Regions from separate parts of the Mus musculus genome. Here regions 2 and 3 are each linked to region 1. Evidence: chromatin loops called from intact Hi-C (ENCODE). Cell type or tissue: heart. All regions are shown on one strand.

Region 1 (4,000 bases):
GGACGGAGAAACTCCCGGCGCTGGAGACAGCACGGTAGAGTAAGGACTGAGGCAGATCCTGTGTGACTCGAGGGCTCCGTGGAGGCCTGGGAACAGTGGACGCAGGAAGGGTCTCCGGGCCGGTGAGGACTCCGAAAGTCCGCAGACCGGGAGAACCGCAGAGTCTGGGAGTGAGTGGGTGGGTGCGGTGGGAGGACCGAGCGCGGGCTGCGGGCAGGGGCGCGGGCGCCGGGCCCGGGCAGCCGGCGCGCGTGTGGTCAGCCCCGCGGTCCTCCAGCCGCCAGGAGCGGGCCGGCAGAGCTCGGCCGCTGGCTCATTCACAGGCGTCTCTCGCCTCCCATTGGCTGCCGCCTCCGTAGTGGGGCGGGGCTCCCCTGCCCGGAAAAAAATGTAACTGCGTAAAAAAGTCCTCGCCTGGGTGACGGATGCTCAAAAGTTCAGAAGTTTTCCCAATGCTTCCTTAAGCGGCCGGCGCAAGAGACTGAGAAAAGGTGACGCGGGGGCCCGGGAAGGCGGCCGGCGCGCTGCCCCCGCCCCTGGTTATTTGGCCGCCTTAGCCAGCAGCCCCGAGCAGTGTCTCCTGGAAGGCGCAGGCAGTGGCGAGCAGGGCGCCTTATTTTTTTTATTTGTTTTTGTTTTTTTTTTTTTTTAATTTTTTTTTAACTTTTGTCTCTTTTTTTGCCCCGACTGCGCCTGGAAGTTGATCCGAACGTTCCTCCGAGGCGGCTTGCAGCGTCCTGGTCTGGCCCTCTCCGGGTGCAGCGACCCTCCCTCGCCGCCCGCGCGGGAACTGAGTGGGCTGCGAGGCGCCAGGCGAGCGCAGGGAGAGGCCGAGCGGCCCAGGGCGCAAGGAGGCGGCCGCGGCCGGGACAGACGCAGCGCGGAGGGGCCCGCGGTAGCTCGGCGCGGCCCGGACTCGGACTCGGCGGCCGGTGCGGCGCGGCCCGGCCCGAGCGAGGGTGGGGGGCGGCGGGCTGCGCCTGGCGGCGGCGAGCCGGGGCCATGCAGGCGCGCTACTCGGTGTCCAGCCCCAACTCCCTGGGAGTGGTGCCCTACCTCGGCGGCGAGCAGAGCTACTATCGCGCTGCCGCGGCGGCGGCCGGGGGCGGCTACACCGCCATGCCGGCCCCTATGAGCGTGTACTCGCACCCTGCTCACGCCGAGCAGTACCCGGGCAGCATGGCGCGCGCCTACGGGCCTTATACGCCGCAGCCGCAGCCCAAGGACATGGTGAAGCCGCCCTACAGCTACATCGCTCTTATCACCATGGCCATCCAGAATGCCCCGGACAAGAAGATCACTCTGAATGGCATCTACCAGTTCATCATGGACCGCTTCCCCTTCTATCGGGACAATAAGCAGGGCTGGCAGAACAGCATACGGCACAACCTCTCGCTCAACGAGTGCTTCGTCAAGGTGCCCCGCGACGACAAGAAGCCAGGCAAGGGCAGCTACTGGACGCTCGACCCGGACTCCTACAACATGTTCGAGAACGGCAGCTTCCTGCGGCGGCGGCGGCGCTTCAAGAAGAAGGACGCAGTGAAGGACAAGGAGGAGAAGGGCCGGCTGCACCTCCAAGAACCGCCACCGCCGCAGGCCGGCCGCCAGCCCGCGCCCGCGCCCCCGGAGCAGGCCGAGGGCTCCGCTCCCGGGCCACAGCCGCCGCCCGTGCGCATCCAGGACATCAAGACGGAGAACGGTACGTGTCCCTCGCCTCCCCAGCCCCTGTCCCCGGCTGCCGCCCTAGGCAGCGGCAGCGCCGCCACAGTGCCCAAAATCGAGAGCCCCGACAGCAGCAGCAGCAGCTTGTCGAGCGGGAGCAGCCCCCCGGGCAGCCTGCCGTCGGCGCGGCCGCTCAGCCTGGACGCTGCAGAACCCGCGCCGCCGCCACAGCCTGCGCCGCCGCCGCATCACAGCCAGGGCTTCAGCGTGGACAACATCATGACGTCGCTGCGGGGGTCGCCGCAGGGTTCGGCCGCTGAGCTCGGTTCCGGCCTCCTGGCCTCGGCGGCTGCGTCCTCGCGCGCGGGCATCGCGCCCCCGCTGGCGCTGGGTGCCTACTCTCCGGGCCAGAGCTCCCTCTACAGCTCCCCCTGCAGCCAGAGCTCCAGTGCGGGCAGTTCGGGCGGCGGGGGTGGCGGCGGCGGCGGAGGCGGCGGCAGCAGCAGCGCTGCGGGTACGGGGGGCGCCGCCACTTACCACTGCAACCTGCAGGCTATGAGCCTGTACGCGGCGGGCGAGCGTGGCGGCCACTTGCAGGGTCCGGCGGGAGGCGCGGGCAGCGCGGCGGTGGACGACCCCCTGCCCGACTACTCGCTGCCTCCAGCGACCAGCAGCAGCTCTTCGTCCCTGAGTCATGGCGGGGGCGGCCAGGAGGCCAGCCACCACCCTGCATCCCACCAGGGCCGACTCACCTCGTGGTACCTGAACCAGGCAGGTGGAGACCTGGGCCACTTGGCGAGCGCGGCGGCGGCTGCGGCGGCCGCAGGCTACCCTGGCCAGCAGCAGAACTTCCACTCGGTGCGGGAAATGTTCGAGTCTCAGCGGATCGGCTTGAACAACTCCCCGGTGAATGGGAATAGTAGCTGTCAGATGGCTTTCCCTGCCAGTCAGTCTCTGTACCGCACGTCGGGGGCTTTCGTCTATGACTGTAGCAAATTCTGACCCTATTCCCGGCACTCTTAGAGCCAAATGGAATGGAACCCCAGAGCAGGAACAGTAAAAGAATCCAGCAATGCAAAATCGAAACTAAAAACATACAAATTTTAAAACTTGAGAAGATTCCTCACACCAGCGAACAGAATCTCTCCTGAAATTCAGCTCACCAGCATCAGCTCAAAGAAAACCTATTTTCCTAAAAGATTAATGCAGAACCTCCTCCATTTTTGCCTTATCTAAGTAAGCAAAACCGTAAACTATTTTGTACAGACAACAAAATCATGGTTTATTAAAGGACAGTTTACTCCAGATACCACGTAAGTTTCTTGCGTTCAGAGACTCGCTTTCCTGCTCATTCGTCTTGCCCCTCTGCCTCTGCCTTGCCTCTCACCTGTAAGATATTTTATCCTATGTCGAAAGAACGGGAAAGTACCTGTTTATGAAAATCGCTTTCTTTTTATTCATGGACTTGTTTTTAAATGTAAATTGCAACATAGTAATTTATTTTTAATTTGTAGTTGGATGTTACGGACCAAACACCAGAAAGTGTTCCAAAAGCTTTTCAAGTTAAATTGCCTGAAACTTTTAAAATGTGCCTTTTCTCTCATTATAAAAAGGGAAACTGTATTAATCTCCTTCTATCATCCTTTTCTTTTTGTTGATCATATCCATTGTTTGTTTATTAATAAATTGCCATTCAGTTTGAATAAGACCTATATGTCTGAATACTTTAATACAGCTTTAATAGAAAAGATTTCAGAGCGGAAATTGTAGGAGTTCCCTAGTCTCTGTCAGATTTTTTAAATGTGGAGAAAACTTCTAGGTGATGTCAAATTTCGCTAAACTCAGTTTTTAAAATTGTTAAGTAGATTTTTTTTCCCCCTACAGCGTTTTCTGCAAAACATACTATCTAGTCAACTTGCTTTGTGGCTATTAAAAGGATAATTTCCTAAGTAGATCTGAGTTGGCACATGAACAAATACTTTTCTTCAGTAACTACAGAACATGATTTGGCGATTTTTAAGTCCATGAATCAGCACCAGTGTTACCACAGTGGTGCCTGTACGCAGAGAAGCAAATGTACCCGGAGATACTAACAGATGGAGATCAGCCTATGTGTCCCACATAGATTGCAATGAGTATTATACGTACCTGTGAGCCAGATGCCAAATAGTTTTTTTTCTATTAATTTCATTCCTTTCTTAGAGGAGAAGTAAACTAGTTTTAAAATGTATGTATATAACTCACTCACAGTTACAATTCTTTATGCATTACACAGAAGGATTAAATTTTTAAAAATACAAATATACTGTGGGTTGGAAATAGATATTTAATCTTGGGG
Region 2 (4,000 bases), 110 kb after region 1:
TATGGCGCCATTCAGCTCTAATCACAAATTGGAGTCCTTGATACAGAAGAAAAACCTTCTATACCCTTCATGCTAATACAAAAGCAAGGTTTAAGGTTTCGTAGTATTGCAATCTGTGAGGAGAATAACCATTGGCACACGTGGATATATCTGTGTCCTATAGGTTCATCAGGGGCCTCTTAGGTTAATATCTACCTTTGCTGAGGAAAATGCCTTGTCAGATCAGACCACAGCTAATTTAGAAAAACAACAACATAAAACTCTTATTTTATGTTTGTCTTGCTCTAAGATATCATTGTTCTAATATATGATGTGTATGTATGTCCTTATTACGTCTTGTTTTAAATTTTTTCTTGATGTTATTTTTTTCTTTGATCATTCTAGAACCAATTCCATAGAAGATATAGTTTATGCTTTTAAAAATAGAATGAATACATTGAAACTTTAGTTAATTATTTGGGAGTGTAGTGATTGAACCTAGGGCCTTATGAATGCTAGACAAGAATTTATAGTGAGGCTGCACTATACCCTCAGCCCTAGGTTATGCTTTGCCTTTGAGTACCTGTATATGATGGAGATCTTGAAGGACAGATGATCAAATCTGATGAAAACAAACTTTTACAAGTTTGCTAACTTGTGAAAAGAATCCCAAGAAACCTAACAAGAAGCCTTTGGGACATGGATAGATGGAACTCTGAGAAGAAAGGACTATGTTTGGACAGAAGAAGCACTATTCTCCCTTTTCTTCTCAGAGTAAGCTCATTTCATGTCTCCACTGGGTCTAGCTGCCAGCCTTTGAGGGACCTAGTGTTTCTCAAGGTTCAGAGGAAATGACTTCTACGGCTGACAGGGCTCCCATTTGGAAAAAGCTTGTTTATAATATAGTCACCTTTCAACTGGAAGAACACTGTCACCCTGGAGGCAACTCCACAGAAAGCCTGTCACTTCAGGTTGATCCAAGTTTCAGAGAACTTGCTTTGAGGAATGGGGTTAAAAGTTTAGTTTCACTATGCAAGGAAAGCATGCCCAACTGAATATTAAGGTGAAGTGTGGGGAACGAAGCAAATGCAGCCTAGAGGCTTGAAAAGACGAAACACAGAGCAGGATCTATAATCTGGTAGTGATGAGAATCTGTGGGGAGAGTCAGCCAAGGGAAAGGGGGCAGCAAGCGTGCATATGAAACCAGACACCACTCTACATTCACACAATGCTGGTGTCAACAGAGTTGCAGAACAGGTATGATGATAGCATTTGAATGAACAAAGGATGGGATGGGAGGGATGCAGTGGGGCAGGAATTGGTGGGGATTCAAGAACAGTCTTGTTAGAGGGTCCTCTTCCTTTTCTCTGCCTTCTTTTGTTCTGGTCCTTATCAATGCCACACCTTGCCTAAATTAGAATGACAGACACGCTATTCTTAATGACTTGCTCTTAAAATTATTCTGGTATCAGAGACAGAGGCATGCTTAAGCTGTTGTGAGAACACAAGCTTTAGCTGGCATGGTAAAGTTTTTTACTTTGAAGTAACCATCTTTAATAGTGAGAACAGAAATTTGTCCGTGTATATGACTTGTAAAGAGTTTCAGAGAAATGAGGCCCTTGCAGCCCTTGGCCATGCCAAGGGAGTGAGTGCAGAGGGCCGGCAGTCTAGAGGAGGTCCTTGCTGTGTCAGCAGCAGCATGGCTAGTCTCTTCCTCCCCCAGGGACAGGCACATCCTCTCATAGGCACACCCACTCACCATTAGCTAAGAACAATCACTCTCTGTGTCACAGCCTGGCCACGCCCGTGGAGGGGGGGGTAATGCAGGACTGAATGGCCTACCTCTCCCAAGCCACTGTTCACTTCCTTTGTGTGGATTCTTTCTCTGTGTTAGAGGCAAACTTGAGTATGGCCTTCGGGGGTTGGGGAGGGGGAGAGGGTAGCAAGGAGGGGCATAGAACATCACATTTCGAAGGATGGCTAATGAGCGTACATTTTACTTTCAATCTGTCTTCACTGACTTTTCCCAGAGAAAACAGGTTCTAAAGGTGCCATTCCACAGCCACTCACTGGACACACCTTGACCTTTTCTCTCTGAAGACACCTTGTGCCATTATCTTTAATACTCCATTTTAAACACCTTTAGTTTTGTCATCATGAATATGGATCACGTCAAAGCAGTGCTATCAAATTAGAAAAGGAAAATGTTTCCTACTAACAGTGTACACCACTGACATTAACAATCTACTTCTCTTTTTAAAAAATTGTTGCATATATGTGTATGCATATTGTCTGGCACATGCCTGTGGAAGGCAGAGGATGACTTCTAGAAGTTAGTCCTCTCTTCCCACCCTTTGGATCCTGGGGGATAAAATTCAGGTCATCAGCGTTGGCAGCAAGTACCTTTACCCACTGGGCCACTTCCCTGGCTCCTAAATTATTTCTTAGTATTGAAACTTATGTATTTAGAAAGTTCTCTGTCTATTGACCAGTCAGTCACTATTAAACAACCATCTTGTTCTTCCTTTGTCTTTTTCCTCCTCCCCAAAGTTCCTATCCTCAAAGAAGTTAGAATCTGGCAAAGGAAGGAAAACACAAAAACAAATGATTCTAACAGGTCTTACAGCAGTGGCTCTCAAACTGTGGGTCATGACCCCTTTTGGGGTCAAATGGCCCTTTCATAGGGGTCACCTAGGACCATAGTCAAACACACATTTTTACATTACAATTCATCACAGTAGCAAAATTATGGTTATGAAGTAGCAACAAAAATAATTCCAGGATTGGGGTCACTACAATGTGAGGAGATGCACCAAAGAGTCACAGCTTTAGGGAGACTGAGAGCCAATGTCCTAGAGTGTTCAGGGTAATGACAAAGACAGGAGAAATGTTAGTGGCAGTAGAACATTGGTTAGAAAAGGATCCATGAAGAGGATGCTGTCTGAGCTGAGCCTTACAGGGTAGGGGAGCACTTTCATGAGTGGTGTGACTCATGTGACTATATATGAGCAGGCTAGTCGGCATATGTGGGAGAGTATGCACACACAGTGAACAAGAGACAGGAGGCTGGGAAAAATGGCCTCTGGCTCTAAAATCCCTACATACAGGTCTAGGGATTGGTAAAGCAGACATCTTATGGGTATCAAGGATTATTCTGCAAGCCAGACCAATGAGATGAGATTTGTCCAAGCTATGATCTCCATTTCTGGAATCAGTATTTTCCTGGGTGTATTTTATTCTTGTTTTTCTTTATACAGCAATAGATTTTTGTGGTGAGAATGGTATCTCAAACTTAATTCTCTGTATTCTCACTTGGGAAGTGCCCTGTGGAGTATGCCAGAGAGGCGTATTAGAGAGCTTTGAAGGTTGGCAGCAGGCATTCCAGGAGGGAATTTTCCCAGCCAGCTGGCCAAGGGTGGCCACACTTTGGGTGGTGAGGGAGTCCTTACCACTTCAGTCGGTCGGTAGTATTTCAGATCCACAGTCACGTGAACTTTGCCGGTCTCTTTACATCTGCCCACTTCATTTTCATTCTTTCCTTCCCACCTGCAAAGAAGACAAACAATCAATTCTTAATTGCTTAGTAGCATGTGGCCATACTGTGATGCTCAGGATGGCTTGCCAGTCTTCTCCCAGCAGGAGGGCATAAGCACATTAACAGCAGGGGCAGGCCCGCCCTAAACCTTGTTATTAGAGCAATTGTGGCTTTCAAAACTTTCTGTATTTGTTTGAAAGGAAGTTTAACCCCCCACCCTGCTTCCTTTTAAAGAATATCAAGATGAATTCAAAACTGCGACTTTAGACATAAATAGATTGTGGGGGGAACTGAATAACTTTTAGGGATCTCAAAGAATTTTTATACTTTAAAAATTATTCTTTTTAGACATTTATTATGAATTAATTTTTGTCATTTACCCACCCTTTTCTTTCATATGTTAGGCACAGTTAGTAGGAGTCCATGGCACCCCATTCGGTGATAAGTTCTGTACCTTGCTGGCTCTATAGTTCATCCCTGCATTAT
Region 3 (4,000 bases), 360 kb after region 1:
AAGAATAATACTAAAATCAAAGAAAACATATCTAAAAATTCCCTAGTTTTCTAGAGTACATATTAAAAACATAAGTAAAACTACAATGGTAAATTAAGAGGTAGAACAGATTATAACATTGAAACTAGAAGCCGGTTTAAAATGGATTCCTGAGGAAGGTGTGCTACATCAGTACTTTGAAGGGTGAGGTCTTCCCATCAGTGGAGAGCAGCAAGGTGCACAGCAAGAACAAATCGAATCACCAGCAATCGCCTGGGCAGCTTGGCTGCGGACTCTTAATGGAAGGACACAGGCGGAGAGGAGGAGCAAGCCAAATATGGAGAAAGCCTTCACCAGCCAAAAAGCTCTGAAGTCCAGGGTCTAATTACTTTTCCTTTTCATTTACTATTTCCTTGGTAGCCTTGAAAGGGACTGGAAAAAACTATTTTCACTGTTTAAGATACAACGAAATGGAATAAAAAGCACTTATAAGAATATATAAATCCTGGGAAAACTGAGAAAGAGGAATTCTTAACATCACAGTAGGCAATTTATATTTGACTAAGGATGGACAATAACAAAATATACTGGTCTCTGAACACAGAAATTAAAAAGTGAGGATTCTCTAGAAACAAAAGTAAGGGGACAGGAAAGAAAGGAGAGTGCATGGCAGGCACTGGAAAATAGTGTATGAGGCTACTGACTATGCTTCATATATTTACAAATAAAGTTTTCTCATTAAAGACAGACTTAAAATGAAAAGTACAAAGTTCAGAAATTGAGAAATAGAGACGTGTAGAAAATTAAAATTCTGTTGCAGCAATCACATGGCTTTCTCTCACAAAGGGCACATAAAACTATCACTAGGATCCTTTTCTACATGTGTATCCCACCAAAAGCCTAATATCTGTGATTCTCTGTTCACAGGTTATAAAAAGCTTCAAATCACTACAGAAATACAAATTTCTAGAAAAGAGCATGCTTAAAGGCAGTTATTATAAATGGTCTAATCAAAAAAGTCTAACTTATAAGAAACCATCTTAAGTAGTTCAATACATTTTGGTCTTGATTTTTAATTTTAGAAACTTTTTTATTGGCCTGCTTGCATCCAGGCCAATAGTCTGTCTGTTTAGAACAATTACTGAAGAATAGCTTGCTTAGCATCCTGATGTGGATACAGGACACCCTTCAAGAGGAAAAGATCACTTAATTGAAGTTAAACATGTTTCAGGTTTCTGAGTGGAGAAAAGGTAAACATAGTTTTATATCCCAAATCATTTACCCCTATGATTATCTCAACTACCAGAACACCAAAATCAATTTCACTGTACTTTCATTTATGCTTTATAATGGGAAAAAAATGACACATTTCCAAATTTAATTAACCAAAACAAAAATTCCTAGGATACCCCATGCAATTCTGAGTGGACTAAACAATACATCTTAGCCACTCAGGACAAAAGGTCATTTGGAAGGGATGTGCCTTTAAGAGCTTACAAAGGCTTCGTCTCCAGCACTGTAATGAAAAAGGAAGCATATCTCAGTGGAGGAAGGATGCCCACTTTAAATAAGGAAATGGGTCTGCAGGATGCACACACACTGCTTTCTGTCAATGATAAGCACAGTCCACAAGCCCAGCCCCAGACGGCTTGAGCTTTCATGCGGAAGACCCACAGAGCACGCCTAAAGTAAACAAAGGACAAGCAATGTGTCCACTCACTGTTTTATTAAATGATTTATGGCTTCATAACAGGGGCTAGTAAATACTGAGGACTGTGTTCCAGCTAAGAGCTGTAATTACTTGTGTGATGACTGTATACCAGATCAACGCCAATAATGTTTTGGAGAGAAGCATACTTTAAAGTTTATGAGGATAATTATGCAAGATAAATGGCTTTGCTGTGCTTTTTTTTTTTTTTTAACCAGGGAAACAAGAAAGCAGAGATTCCCTAATACTTTTACTCTAATTTAAGAAACTAGCCTATGAACTGTAAAGCATTTTATTAAAGTTTAAGACAGAATAAATCTGATATTTGAAAAAATACTCATTTTGTTTAATTTTGGCAACCATCTTTTGTTCTTCCTCCACCTGTGTGTATCTCTATCACTTCCTCTTGTATACAAACACATAAACTCCTCAGATGTTTTTCACCTACAATAAATTCTAATCACTATTTAATTGCTTGGTGATGACTGTCCAATCTGTCAAGCCATCTTGACTCTGAGTCACTGCATTTCCACTCAGTCCATAGTGAATTACCATACAACTAAAGAGACACTGGAACAGGTACACTGTGGTCCTGGAAAAACCCACTAGAACGTGGGCAAAGTACCGGCATTTCCTAAAAATTGCCTGTGTGAAAAAAGGAGCATGATTCATGAGCTTATCTATCATACTTGTCAGTGGCCATGGCAAACATTATGATTCTGAAAGACTACTCATTCTGAAAGATTTATATCAAGTACGGCTCTTACTATGAAATAATTTTAATTGTCTTTTAGGGAACTCTCTGACCAACTTGGGCTGGTTTACAAAATACCTGTATATACACTCTCTTGGGTTTCTAAAGTTAGAAAGCTTTTCTAAAAAGACAACTGAGGCAAACATTAATATGGTGCTCTGAAGTACCTGAAGAGTTTCTTATTTTTGCATCTGAGAATGTGTAGGGAGAGAGGGGATACACAGCTTCAAATGGTCCATTTTCTACTTTTCATGGACCTGGATCCATATATAAAAATGAACATAAAATGGCTTTCTTATTTTAAGTTTCCCAAGAATTTCTAGCAAACAATTTGTATAGCTGACTTGACCACTGTAAGTCTTGGGGCCTAACTCCTCTCTGGGGATCAATGACATGTCTACCAAAAAGAATTTATAAGATTCACTACAACAATTCCTTTGCAATTGTTATTTTTGATGGTGAAGGATATATTTTAAATAGTACATGTGCCAAAATATGTACTAGCTGCAAACAAGACCATGTGTACTAGATAAACATAGGAAAATTGCTATAAAGTGGTTCACTAAAATGTGAGTATACTTTAGGTTAAAGCACATTGCTGAGAGATGTGGTGGCATACATCCCACTTTTCACTAAAATGGGAAAGGGCAAAAACATGAGTATTACAGTTAGGATGCAACTTGAATACAATAACAGAGTTTCTCCGATTGCTTTATTATAAACAAAATCAATTATTACTGTGTCAACTCTCTCACACGTAAAAATGATCATATTACTCTCTATGCCAGGGTTGAAATTCAAATGCCTTTGGGGACAAGCATGTAATATAAGTAAGGGAAACAGGCCAGGTGCAGGCTATGCTAAACTCCATGCTCTCTGCTCTAATATGCAGAAAGGGACCTCCTGTTAAAGTACATCTCCTGAGAGCAGATGTTGGTGAGGCCTACAATTCTGAATTTCTGAGAAGCTCCACAAAGCTACAGAGAACTAGAAAGCTTCCCTATCTCCATTGGGCTGACCTCAATAAGGTCATGAGCTCCACATACAGCACTCACTCACTCAGTCCATTTCTCAACCTTTCTGTGTTGATGTTTGTGTGTGTGATGTTATTGAAGGAAACTAACAGATAAAAATACCCACCTTACTAGGATTAGCAGAAGGGGAAGCAATTGCTAGGACAAGCAAATGAAGAGTTTAACCTAATACTGATTATCTGGAAAAAAAAATCATGAGGCAGAAGTGTGTGTTAGAATGAAAAATGGAATAAATTTAGGTGGGTGCCACAAGAACGCCATCCTGAGAAGGCAAGACTTGACTGCCTGGACAATGATAAGGAAGAAAGCAATTAGGCTGTGTGGGTAAAGAACAAAGAAAGTGAAGCCAGGCTGGAAGTGTTCATGGACTGGCAAAAAACCCATGGGAATAAGCATCAGTAAGCAAGTAGAGTTTAGCACATAGCACACAGTGCTCTGATGATTTTTGGCCATAGTCACCTCTGTAGAGTTCATAAATAGATTAGGATATTGGTGAAGTGGTTTATGAATTAACCATTAGCCACT

Evidence for each region. Peaks named below come from ENCODE experiments on the same cell type or tissue, not always from the same donor. Only the 100,000 strongest peaks of a DNase experiment are listed, where the experiment ranks them.
Region 2: it touches region 1 in a loop (2.2-fold over the local background); 1 of 42 quality-filtered maps calls a loop at or near these places.
Region 3: a loop joins it to region 1, with 2.6 times the contacts of the local background. A loop is called at or near these places in 1 of 42 quality-filtered maps.

The regions. Positions count from the first base shown.
Region 1 is chr13:31,806,206-31,810,205 of GRCm38, forward strand. It overlaps Foxc1 (forkhead box C1), which reads left to right and starts at 441. Exons shown (of 1, transcript NM_008592.2): 1 at 441-4,000. The coding sequence starts at 1,003. The coding sequence ends at 2,664. In heart, CTCF peaks have their summits at 347, 2,091 and 2,292; DNase peaks (open chromatin) are centred at 396, 1,276, 1,386, 2,126 and 1 weaker place; H3K4me3 peaks cover 4,000 bases; H3K27ac peaks cover 3,880 bases; H3K27me3 peaks cover 1,770 bases.
Region 2 is chr13:31,914,192-31,918,191 of GRCm38, forward strand. Gmds (GDP-mannose 4, 6-dehydratase) reads right to left here. Exons shown (of 11, transcript NM_146041.2): 9 at 3,429-3,525. Among named protein-coding and RNA genes, the nearest start is that of Gm52056, 44 kb to the right of the region's middle. In heart, no CTCF peak of the experiment used is centred here; a DNase peak (open chromatin) is centred at 1,730; H3K27ac peaks cover 501 bases.
Region 3 is chr13:32,167,737-32,171,736 of GRCm38, forward strand. The region is part of intron 4 of Gmds (GDP-mannose 4, 6-dehydratase); the gene reads right to left. Among named protein-coding and RNA genes, the nearest start is that of Gm52055, 64 kb to the right of the region's middle. In heart, no CTCF peak of the experiment used is centred here; a DNase peak (open chromatin) is centred at 1,575.